2 separate regions of the Homo sapiens genome follow, and region 2 is linked to region 1. Evidence: chromatin contacts called from ENCODE Hi-C data. All regions are on one chromosome and are shown on one strand. The core of a region is the stretch at or near the end of the contact, and the rest is flanking DNA. Distances in the headings are between cores, read along the strand shown. Region 1 holds the start of WFS1 (wolframin ER transmembrane glycoprotein). Region 2 overlaps TBC1D14 (TBC1 domain family member 14).

The links. A loop is a pair of places that touch in the nucleus more often than their neighbours do. Pooled maps may share reads with other maps.
Region 2: a map of ascending aorta shows a loop between it and region 1 (12-fold over the local background). The contact joins the enhancer-like site here to the promoter of WFS1 in region 1. A Hi-C loop is called at or near these places in 1 of 168 maps with a recorded cell type or tissue (ascending aorta), 1 of 37 single-sample maps with no recorded cell type and 13 of 50 pooled maps.

Annotation. Positions count from the first base shown.
Region 1 is chr4:6,266,249-6,272,305 of GRCh38, reverse strand. WFS1 (wolframin ER transmembrane glycoprotein) reads right to left here and starts at 2,456. Exons shown (of 8, transcript NM_006005.3): 1 at 2,292-2,456. RefSeq lists a silencer at 2,369-2,478.
Region 2 is chr4:6,981,123-6,987,179 of GRCh38, reverse strand. All of the region lies in intron 3 of TBC1D14 (TBC1 domain family member 14), which reads right to left. Among named protein-coding and RNA genes, the nearest start is that of CFAP184, 59 kb to the left of the region's middle. RefSeq lists a silencer at 1-113 and enhancers at 1-468, 394-473, 614-663, 469-1,228. Within about 2 kb of position 3,477, at least 2 of the 41 ENCODE cell types and tissues checked have a DNase peak (open chromatin) inside an H3K27ac peak, as active enhancers do.

The sequences.
Region 1 (6,057 bases), core at 1,207-3,706:
CTCCAGGCCTGGCCTGGATGGGCAGCAGGTGTGGACTGAGGGTAGGTCCATCTTGTGCCAAGCACTGTGCTGGGCCCCCCTGCCCTAGAGAAGTCTTGTCCAGGGCCAGCATTGGAGCAGCTTCATCTAGATGGGAAGGGTTAACACCTAAACAGACACCCACAAAGACGGCACAGAAGGGGGCCCTCACTCCACTGTGGGAAGAGGCAGGCCAGAAATCCTGCAGGAGGACTTGACTGAGCCTTCTGGACAAGCAGGCAGGAGCCAGGCAAGCTGGGAGGTGGCTGGGCATTCCAGCAGGGGTTGTGCCCAGAAGAGGAGGCAGCAGAGGGACAGTGAGCCAGGCTTGTGGCCAGGAACACGCAGGTGGCTGGGAGGTGACTGCTGGAGAGAGGACACAGGAGGGAGAGGCTGAGTGAGCAGCGAGGCGGGTCCCTGAGGGCCCGAAAGAATGCCGGCTCCTGGCTCGGGAGGCGGACCTGACCCGATAGCCCAGAGGGAAGTGGCAGCTGAAGAACCAGCAGGGCTGCGTGCAGCCAGGCCCGGATCGGGACCAGGGAGGAGCCTGGGGGTCGTCCAGGGAGAGGCGAGGGTCCTGAACCAGGGCAGGCATCCGAGTGAGGCTCAGGAGCCAGGAGAGACCCAACTGGGAGTGAGGAATGAAGGGCACAGGGGGTGGTCTGGTTTGTGGCTGGGGCTGGCTGGCTGTGGTGGTACCACTTCCGGAAGTAGGGAAGTGGGAGGGGAGGGGAGCCGTGTAGGCATAAAGCTCCCGACCTATTATGATTCTTATTGCCACCGTCAAGGATGGGTGTTTCGGGTCTGTCTGGCAGTGCAGACATCTCTGGGGGTTGAGACTGAGCTGAGGTCCCCTCTGTGACCAGCCCCAGAAGCCTGTCCAGCACTGGTCCGGGATGGGCAGGGGAGGCCTAAGTCAGAGACGCCCTCCATGCTCTTCCATCCTGGGAAAGAAGGTGAGATGGGGTCTCCCAGCCAACTTTTCCTGTGTCTGCGAAGGGAGGACAAACCAGCAGGTAGGGAAAAGAGGCTGAAATGTGGAGAAGCCTCCCTCCAAATCCCTGGTTGGATACAACGGAGACCCCATGGGAATCACAGACCCTTGGACACAGAAGTAAACAGGTGGCGACAGTGACAAAGGTGGCCTCTGGGCTTCCCGTGGGCTCCCTCTCCTGCTGCAGAGAACAGGCAGCCAGCACATGGGGTACCCAGGGCACAGCTCCTTGAGTGATGGATGCTGGCATAAGAGAAAGCCCTTTACAAACTGCAAAGCCCTGGGCCAAATGCCAGGGGTCACTGTCCAAGGTGAGGAGAGACGGGGCTGCTTCTGGAGAGATAGGGCAGAGGCCTCACACCAGGCTCTGCCCCATCAGCTTCGTGGTCCTGGGCTGGCACCAAACCCTGCTGAGCCTCAGCTTCCTGGGGTGTCAAACGGGGACTATAACTTCTCCGCCTAAGGCTACTGAGAGGGTTAAATCTGGGTGGTGGGGGGTTGCACAAATGCGACTTCCTTGGAATTCATAACATCATCTGCTAAGTGGGTGAGAGGCCAGGGCGCCATCACATCCAAAAGGGCTGGGTAGGATTCTCCAGAAAGTTTTCGTTGATCAAACAAAAAGCTAATGATCCAGAGGGTGGAGTTCATACGAGGCAGGGTCCAGGTGCTGCCACTGAAACCCCTCAACTCTCTACTGAGGGGCCCCGAGAGAGAGAGGAACTGCCACAGCGCTCCTAAGTGGGCTGTGGGGATTCAGAATGACCCCTAAGCTGCCCCTCGGGCGGGCCGGGTCCCCCTGGGGGACTGAACCCCCCTTCCCCCCCACAACACCTCCCGGGGGCCCAGGCGCGTTCCAACGGCCGGGCGGGCACCGAGGGCGGCCGTGGGTCCCGGGACCGCGGGGGAGGGGCATGACGGGGCAACTCGGGGGGGATGGCGCGGGGCGCGGGGAGGGGGCCTGCCCGCCGGCCGCTCCGCCTCTCGGGCCTGCTGTCCCGCCCGCGGCGGGGCTCCAGGCGACAGCGCGCGGGGGACCGGGGCGCGCCCCCCGGGTGACCCGTTCGGGCCCGGAACAGGGGTCGCCTTGCGCGTTGCAGAGCGGGCGGGACCCCCGGCCCTCCAACTTCGGGGACCTTGTCGGGACTTTGGGGCCAGCCACCCATCAGCTCGGAAGGGGAAACTGAGGCCCGAAGAGGACAGTGCCTCAGGGCTCTTGCCCGCCTCCTGCGCGCTGCCCACAGCCACCGCGCCACTGCCCCAGCGCCGAAGTACTCACCGGCCCGTGAGTGGGCCGCACGCGGCGCTGCGACGCCCTGGGGCCTCTGGGCCGGCAGAAAAGTTGTTCGGGAGCAGCTGAACGCGGCGCAAACGGGAGATCTGCGGCCGCGGGGGAGCAATCTGCACTCGCTGCTGAAGAGCCGGCTAGCGCGGCCTTCTGCACGAGGGGGCGGGGCAGGGGCGGGGCCTTCGGCCTCCCTCCACTCCAGACGCGGCCCCCCGGATGCGGCGCCAGCTCGGCCTGCTGAGTGGCCGGTGTAGCCGCCAATCACTCCACATCTCCGCCAATCACGGTGCGCCTCGCCTAGCTGCGGCCCGGCACTCCCCCTGCGTGGTTGGGCCCGAGGGGCCAGAAGGCGGGTCCGGCTCGCCCACAGCGAAAGTTTCCGAGCGGACTCGGGCCCCGGCCCCGCCCCCGCCCCGCCCGCGGAACGTCCAGTTGCTTAGCGAGGCCGCTCGCCTTCTCCTGTAACAGGTGGTTTGGACCCGTGGAAAAGGCTCCGGCCACCTTTCATCCACCACTCCGGCCTCAGCGTCCCCAACTGCAGATTCATTATATTTGCTGTTGCAATATTAACACACGTCTTGAGCGCCTATTCCGGCGCTGCAAGAGAGTCTAAGGGCTCCCCTAATAACAGCAGCAGAGATGGAAAAATGGGGCCTGTTTGAAACGAGTGTCTGCAGCCAAGTACTGCTTTCAGTGCCCAGAATCAAATGCAGTGTAGCAAGCTTTTCACACGGTGACTGTGGGATTCCTTTAAAGTGTGTGTTAGCCCAGGGAGTGGGCAAGGCTCAGGCAGTTTGGAGACTCTGGGAGTTTGGTTCCTGTCTGGGAGGCGTGGTTTGGAGATGAGGGCGAGGGTCTATCCTTGAGAGGCCCTGGGGAACGTGAGACCCTGCCTGCTCTGTCTCTGGTCCCCACAACCAACCTGAGCTACCTGTCCTAGTTATCACAGCAGAAACTGGGGCTCGGAGTGACTGTCAGAGATAATGCTTACCAACATGTTGGGAGCAAATATTCCAGATGGCTTTGGAGATGAGTTCTGAACACACTACTTCGGAGGACTTTTGTCAAAGCGGCGTAGTTCATGTCAGTCACCTCATTTGATTCTCCAGCTGCCCCCACTGCCCACCCCCGATCCCCAATGTTCACGTGTGACCCTGTGAGGCTCACAGAGGAAGGAAGAACACCTGCCGTCAGCCTCGCCTGCTCTGTCCAGGTTGGCTTAGGGGCTTTCACAGCTTTCAAGGGCCCCCCTAGTGACCCAAGGAGGGAGGTGGCACTGAGCCCATTTTTTATTGATGTGAAAATTGAGGCTCAGACATAGTTATTTGCCCAAAGTCTTGAAGATGTCTTTCCACCTTATCACACACTAACTGTAGAAAATTTGGAGAATTACTAAAAGTAGAAAGGAGAAAAAAAATCACTCAAAGATGATCACTGTTCACATTGTGAGATTTATGCACATTTAAGAAAATAATAAATATTAATGTGAACACACAATCACAGAGAGGCTGAAGCACTTCCCAAACCCTTTGCAGGGGCTCATTAAGCAGAGAGAAGAGGACAGATTGAAAAGTTCCTCCTGTGGAGGTCTAAGGGAAGAGAGGAAGTGCAACAAAAAATCTACAAGATGGCTTAAGGAGCCTCTATCAGAACACAGCAACACTGAACATACTCCACGGAGCTAAGAGACTGAAAAAGCAACAGGCAAATTCAGAAAGAGAAGAGTGGAGGTGAGGACAAATGAGCAAACTGGAAGATAATGTGGAGTAAATGCTTCATGATGTAGAGGAAAAGCACATGAAAATCATCAGGACAAAAAGCAGAGACTGGAAAGACAGTTCCAGGAGGTGTATTGCACAAAGGACAGGTACTCCAGGAAGAGCTGGAGGGGAAACAGAGGTGAGCAAAGTGCCAGGAGAACGTGTCCCTGGAAATCCCAGATGCCAAGGATAAAGAGACGGTCTTGCAGAGTTCCAGAAAGAACAGGTCACATCTAAGGGGAGAAAAGTTGAAGTGGTTCCTAGGGGACTTTGGAGCAATGTCCAGGGACTCTGATGATAGGATCAAGGATCCTTACCATGGCTACTACAGGATTCATCTATGTGGACAAAAGAGAGAAAATATCCACTGTGGCAAGACAGAGAAAGGACCTCAGTGATGTCCCCTTTCAGAGGAAGATATTCAGAGTTCCCCCGTCACCGAGACAGTTCAATCACAGTAGAGATTTCAAGATAGAGCAAACGCTCAGAACAGGAAGTGGTGTTAAGCAATGACCCTTGCAAAATATACAGTATGGATAATCCACATGTGCCTGTGATTTTGTACTAGCAGTGCCACATAAGGATTCTTAAAACATAAGCTACATGCTTCAAGAGAAAGTTGTATTAGCCTGGAACTAAAAAAAAAAATAGAATCTTATCACAGAGAAGTCAGAATATTTTAAGATCACATTTGGTTGAGGGGAGAAGGAGGAAGTAAAAGGATCTGATTTGGTGAGTGGGGAAGGAAAGCCTTATTGGTGGTTGGGAGGGGTGCTTCATTACCATTTACTTTTAATACATTAGCAGGGAAAGATTGGTTTAATTATGACTCTCAGCTGGGGAAGGAAAGCCTTATTGGTGGTGGGGAGGGGGCTTCATTACCATTTACTTTTAATACATTATCAGGGAAAGATTGGTTGAATTATGACTCTCAGGAATTGGAAAGTAGCAACTCACGGGAAAGAAGCAGAGTAGAACTCCTGAATTACTAGGTAGAAGTTGGGGGAGGGGTGGAGGGAGAGTAAGGAAGCAAAATTAAGGGGGAAAGTAAATAATAGCAAGAACAATAAGCTTAATAATAGTAAACATAAGATGAGATAAAATAAATAAAGCCATGGCTACCCGCCTTCGTAACACGGTGAATGGGCTGAATTTCCCATCCAAAGTCTGTAAGATTGGGGCAAAAACTAAAGTCCAGTTAAGCGCTATTTACAAGAAACACACCAAAAATATTGAGAAGTAGAAGATCACAGCAGACATTTGAAAAATGGCAAATTACTATTGATAAGGAAGAACGCATGATGGAAAGCATTCACGGGAAGAGTGGTATTATGTAAGGGTGCCAGGCACAATCCACAAAGATTTCATTGTCATGAATCTGAATGAGCCAGAAAATCTAGTAGCCACACACTTAAAGCAGTAACTGCTAGAAATACTAGAACTTATTAAAACACAACTCTGGTGGGAGAAAGAGCCAGCTGTTCAATGCTATCTTTTCTAGGACACCTGTCCTCATTCCCCCAAGAGCTGAGCTCTGCATGTTGCTGCTGAGTATTGAATGAATGAATGGATGGATGGATGGATGAATCACCTATGCAAGGACTTCATATAAGCTCTTTCTTGCCCATAGGACAGTGTCCAAACTCTTTAACCTGACATCCAAATATACCCCCCACAATTCAGTCCTTTGATGTCTGCCCATGATTTTCAGACTCTGCATTCAAGTTCTTGGCCCACTTCCTTCCCTACACCTATTTAAAACCTACTTCCATTTACTCAACAAACATTTAGTGACTTTTGGCCAGGCGTGGTGGCTCACACCTGTAATCCTAGCCCTTTGGGAGGCCGAGGTGGGTGGATCACTTGAGGTCAGCAGTTCGAGACCAGCCTGGCCAACATGGAGAAACCCCATCTCTACTAAAAATACAAAAAAATTAGCCGGGCGTCATGGCACATGCCTGTAATCCCAGCTACACAGGAGGCTGAGGCAGGAGAAT
Region 2 (6,057 bases), core at 2,228-4,727, 710 kb before region 1:
GCGAGGCGATCCGCGCTGCCGGCTCGGCGCGTCAGGCCTGGCTGGAGACTCCCAAGGGGGCGGGGCTGATGAGCGGCGAGGGGCGGGCACAAGGGGCGGGGCTGGGGCGTCCCCGTGGTACGGCCCCACCGGCCGTAAACACCGGGGACGCGCGCCGACAGGCGGAGAGCCAGCTTCTGCCTTAAAGATCACCCGAGAGCTGAGAAACGTGTTGCCAAAAGAAATTGCACAAAAATAGTCGCACTAGTGAGCTCTGGGTGGCGGGGTGATTGTGAGCAGTTTTTACGGGCTACCGTGGCTCCTGTTTTTCACAAAGTATTAACAGGTGGGTTTAAAACGTCAGGGAGCACACAAAACACTCAGAGAAGCCGAACAGGCGCCCCGGGGCTGCCGGGAGGGAGACGGAAGCTGGCGGGACAGCGCCCTTCAGATGGCGCGGTACGCTGTCGATGAGACCTCAGGTTTTTAAAAACAGTCTTTAAACTTCGACCCTACACCATAAGGACTACGTCGGGTCAAAATTACTTCTGGTCAGCCGCGGGCCCCAGGTCCCAGGGCTGAGCAAGTCCGGTCTGCGACAACACGAGGCTCTCCCGTGACGGGGCCTAGCCCAAGGCTCCCCCCGCAGATCTCCTGGGATTCAGAACTACCAAATCGCCGGCAGACAGGTCTCCATCAGAGGAAGCCTGTGACGGCCGCCAGGATAAAATAAAAAGGACAATGGCAAGTGATAGCAAAGACTTAGAGAAGCTGGAATTCTCCTAAATCCTTGGTAGGAGTGTAAAATGGTGCAGCTTCTTCTATAATTCAGCATCCCCTACCATACTCCCTGGAACCCACCCAAGAGAAATACGACCAGAGAGACTTGCATGCAAACATTCCTAACAGCATTGTCCACGCCAACCAGAACGTCCACCAACCGCGGATGCATGAGCAGCAGGGAAATGGCCATGAAAAGAAACTGCTGAGACATGGGCCTACATGGATGAACCTCAAAAACGCTAGGCCAGGTGAAAGATGCCAGACAAGAAAATTCCATTATTCCATTTATGTGACACTTCTTAAAAAGGTAAATCTCTAGAGAGGAAGCAAATTCATGTTTGCCTGGGGGTGAGAGTGGGATCAACTGCAAACAGGCACGAAGGAACTTTTTTGGGTGATGAAAAATAAAACTTTGGATGTCGAACATATTTTGAAACTAGATTGCAATGATAGTTGCATAACTGTATACATTTATTAAAATCGTGGAACACTTACAATGAGTGGATCTCATGGTATATTATTTATACCTCAAGCCATTTTTAAAAATAGGATAAAAGGGAAAGAGGCTGATTCTGGCTGAAAGGATTAGCGAACGCCTTGTTAAGACAATTATCCAAAATTTGAAAATAAGGCAAAAGCAGGAGTAGGGGTTATTCTTTCAATTAATTCCTGGGCACTTTTAGCATGGCTGCCTAAAGATTAATTATCTAGGACACTGTCCCTGTGCTATTTGTTACTCCATTCAAGCCCCGATACTGTAAAGTTACATATTAACTTGTAGATAATGTCCAAAAGAAAAGATAACCCCAAAGATTATGTTTTATTGTCACCAGTTTGTTTGTTCATTGAAATCTAACCTAGCCATCTTACTCTAGTTCTTTTTGGGTTTTACGCATATATGTGTGTACAAACACACACACACCCCTAATTCCTCAAATGCTCTTGGCATAAGTTTTATCTCTTACTGGTCTCCTCAAGGCGTAAAATAAATCTTTGACCTTGATCATTTTAATTTTAAAAAAGGTAAAAGTCGTGAGAAAAAGGAGTGTTTTATATGAAAAGAATAAAGGGACATATAATTAAGGCAATACACAAACCTGACTGGATCCTGGTTCAAAAAGAACAGCTTGATACAACTGAGGAAATTAGAACATGCTCTGGGTATCAGATGCTACTATGGAATTCCCCATCATTCTCCTGGGTGTGGTAACAGTCATGGTTATGTAGGAGAATGTCTTTACTCTTAAGAGCTGTGTGCTGAAGTATTTAGCAGTAAGATGTCATAATACTGCAAATGGTTCAATTTTTTAAAAAATAGAGGCACAATAAAGTAAATATGGCAAAATGTCAACAGCCGCTCCATCTAAGTGGGGCACATTAACACATTAAATTGCCCAGGCGAGGGCAAAAGCATTCAAAAGCTCCCAGGGGCTTTTCTCTCGGTCTTTCTGGGAAGCGGCATCAATTGAGCTGCACCATCTCTTCGGCGTTCACAATCGTACACAACGGGCCACCCGCCTGCAGACACCACTGCCGAGTCCAAGGTCAGCCAGAAACCAGACTTAGAACACAGACAGTCCCCTCCTTACAATCACAGGCTACTACAGCTTCAAGTTATGTGTTTAACAAGATTCCTAAGCATACCAGAGAGAAGGTGCTCAAAGAACTCAGTCTGCAATTACATCATGTCTATGCAATTGTGTGGACGAAATTTACACATACATAATTTGTCTCAGAGAAAGGCCTGGGAGGGCAGACATGAAACCATCAGAGACTCCTGTAACGGGGGCTGTGAAGTCTCAGGAGGGAAAGGATTTTCCTGTCTTGCATCTATCATTTGAGTATTTGATAAGTATTTTTTCATAAATTGTATTTAAAATGTGAAAAATAATTTTTAAGCTAATTCAGATGGCATCAAAAATCGATTTCACCAACTATTTCCAAACCACACCGAATTATTACTGCAGCAAGGTTGTTTTTTGGGTCTGTTGCTGGCTTTTTTCTATGCACACAAGACTGAAGGTCTAGCTGTGACAGGAGACCACAATGAGGAGTCCTGACCGTGCCGAAGCTCCCATGGGATGCCAGGATGCCAGCCACTGCTCCACGACCCCATGCTGCATTGTACTTCACCCTCACGAGCATAGGCAATGTGAGCACTACCTCTGCAGAGGATACTGAGGCTCAGAGAGACAAAGACATGGGCTTAAGTCCACACGACTGACTGTAAATGACAGAACCAAGGTACACATTCCAGCTTTCTAATCCCAAAGCCAGAGTCTTCCCAACCCACCCCAACCCCATGTTCACAGGCCTGAGACCCCTCTCACCCCAGTACTGTGAAAGGCCCCAGTAAAGACCTGTAAAAGAACAAATGTGTTTCCTGTTCCTGAATTCCTATTCCTTCTGGCGAGACGCAGCAGTAAGACTGAACACAAGATCCACAGTGTTTGCACCAAAGAAACTGTGCTCTCAACACTACCCTCTCCAACTAACGGAAACTTATCACTTCCACATTAGGAAAAATAAGCAAAACTTAGGAAGCATTAAGCATTAAATAGGAATTTCAGTCTTTATTGTTAAAAGGCATTGGGGATGAAGAATTTATACTTCTCAGAATAAATAAGCTGTTACCAGGATAATAGAAGACTAAAAAGGAAAGTGCAAATTAAACAACCATGCTGCCATTTCCCCTGTAGAAACTTCAGATCACTTCCTTCTTTCTAGTTCTTGGCATCATGTGGAAGTATGATATGTAATTAACCTGCTGCTTCTCTAAACCCCAACATTAATGGGGACAAATGGGGATTAGACATTTTATGGGATAATCTCCTGATAGACCTGTTCTCCACCAAACGATCCCAGTCCCATACAAACATGACCTCTACCACCTTGACAAGCCAAAACTTCCAGAGTAGGTTCAGCTTTCAACTCGGTCACCAGCTGTATAATGTTTCCCTCTGCTCTGGCCACTAGAAAGCTCAATGTAAAATTTGTAGCACACCTCTAGGAGTTACATGAGATTCTGTGAGTTGTATCTTGGGGCATCCACTTACGTCTGGTTTCATCTTGCTGTCCTTTGCCCAAATTTCCTCAACAATTTTTCTGTCATTCTACACATTAAAAATATATATATATATTTTAAAGGCCGGGTACGGTGGCTCACGCCTGTAATCCTAGCACTTTGGGAGGCCAAGGCAGGCGGATCACTTGAGGTCAGGAGTTCAAGACCAGCCTGGCCAACATGGTGAAACCCTGTCTCTACTAAAAATACAAAAATTAGCCAGAAATTGCTTGAACCCAGGAGGCAGAGGTTGCAGTGAGGCGAGATCGTGCCACTGCACTCCAGTCTGGGCAACAGAACAAGACTTTGTCTCAAAAAAAAAAATTCTTTTAAGTAGACATGTACACAGAACAAAATACAAAAGGTACAAAAGTGTATACAGTGGAAAGTAGGTCTCCCTCCTATCTCCCATGTACCCAGTTTGTTCTCCTCTCCAAAGAAATTCCACTAATAGCTATTTTGTAAGTACCCTTCCAAATATGGTCTCTGCATTTATGAGGATGTGTGTGTATCTTTAGCCACATAGACCACACTATACAAATAGTGATCCATCTTGCTTTGTGAGGTCGGTGCAGTATTTCATTTAGGATTTCACCAATTCCCTGCCAAACATTTAGATAGCTTCCAATCACTTGTGCTGCGATCAATACCCTTATACAACTGTCATTTCACCTATATGCGTATTCATCTGTAGGAGAAATTAACAGAAGTGGAAATGCTGGGTCAAAAGAACCCTAAATGATCCATTAATTCATGTTAATTTTTTGAATTAACATACAGTTAGCTTTTTAGTGTATATAGTCCTATGACTTCTAAAATGTTGCCTTGTAGCCACCATTATGACAATCAAGATATAAAACAGTTGGATCACTCTCAAAACCTCCTTTGTGTTAGCCCTCGGTAGTCACACCCTACCCCACCCCTGGCACTGTGAATCTGTTCTCCATCACTACAACTTTGTCTTTTCAAGTATGTGATACAAATGAAATCACAGCACGCAAACTTTCGAGACTGACTTTTACCTTCAGATAATGCCCGAGGTTCACCCAAGGTATTAGGTGTGTTTATTACTGAGTCATATTTCGTTGTATGGAATGTACCACCATTCATCCATTCATTGAAAGGCATTTGGGTTGTTTCCATTTCTTGAAGATTATGAAAAGAGCTGCTATAAACATGTACAGATTTTTGTGCAAACATAAGTTTTCATTTCTCGATGGCAAACACCTAAGAGTGGGATTGCTGGGCTAATTCTAAGTATATGTTTCACCTAAAGAAACCTCCCAACTGGTTTTCCAGAATGGCTGTACCATTGTGCATTACCACAAGCAAGGTACCAGCTAGGACTTCCGATACAATGTTGAACAGGAATAGTAAGAGCGGACATCCTTGTCTTGTTTTCAATGTTAGGGGAAGGCCTTCAGTCTTTCTCCATTAAGCATGTTAGCTGTAGCTGTTTCCTGTAGATGCTCTTTATCAGGTGGGGGAAGTTCTCTTCCATTTCTTCTTTGCTGAGAGTTTTTGTGAGGAATGGACACTGAATTCTATCAAATGCTTTTGCTGCACCAACTGATAGGATCGTGTGGTTTTCTTTAAATTGGTAGTATGGTAGCTGACACTGATCGATTTTCAAACACTGACCCAGCCTTGTGTTCCTGGGCTAAACGTCACTTTGTCATGGTTGTAACTTTTTAATGTATTATGGGATTCAATTTGTTAATACTGTGTTGAGAATTTTTTGTGTGTCTTCAAAAGGGATATTTGCCTGTAGTTTTTTTGGTACTGTATTCATCTGGTTTTGATAGCAGGGTAAGATTGGCCTTTAAAATGAGTGAGGAAGTACGTACTCCGTCTTCTTCTCAAATTGGTGTTTTCTTTAAATGTTCAGTAGGATTCATCAGTGAAACCATCTAGTCCTTCTTTAATAAATTCCAGGATGATTCAGGTTATCTATTTCATCTTGGATGAATTTTGGTGATTTGCAATTTTCAAGGAAATGGACGGTTTCATCTAAGTTATCAAATTTATGTGGCTGGTGCAGTACCTCACACCTGTAATCCCAGCACTTTGGGAAGCTTAGGCAGGTGGATCACTGGAGGCCAGGAATTCTAGACCACCCTGGCCAACATGGCAAAACCCTGTCTCTACTAAAAATACAAAAATTAGCTGGGCGTGGTGGTACATGCCTGTAATCCCAGCTACTCGGGTGGCTGAGGCATGAGAATCACTTG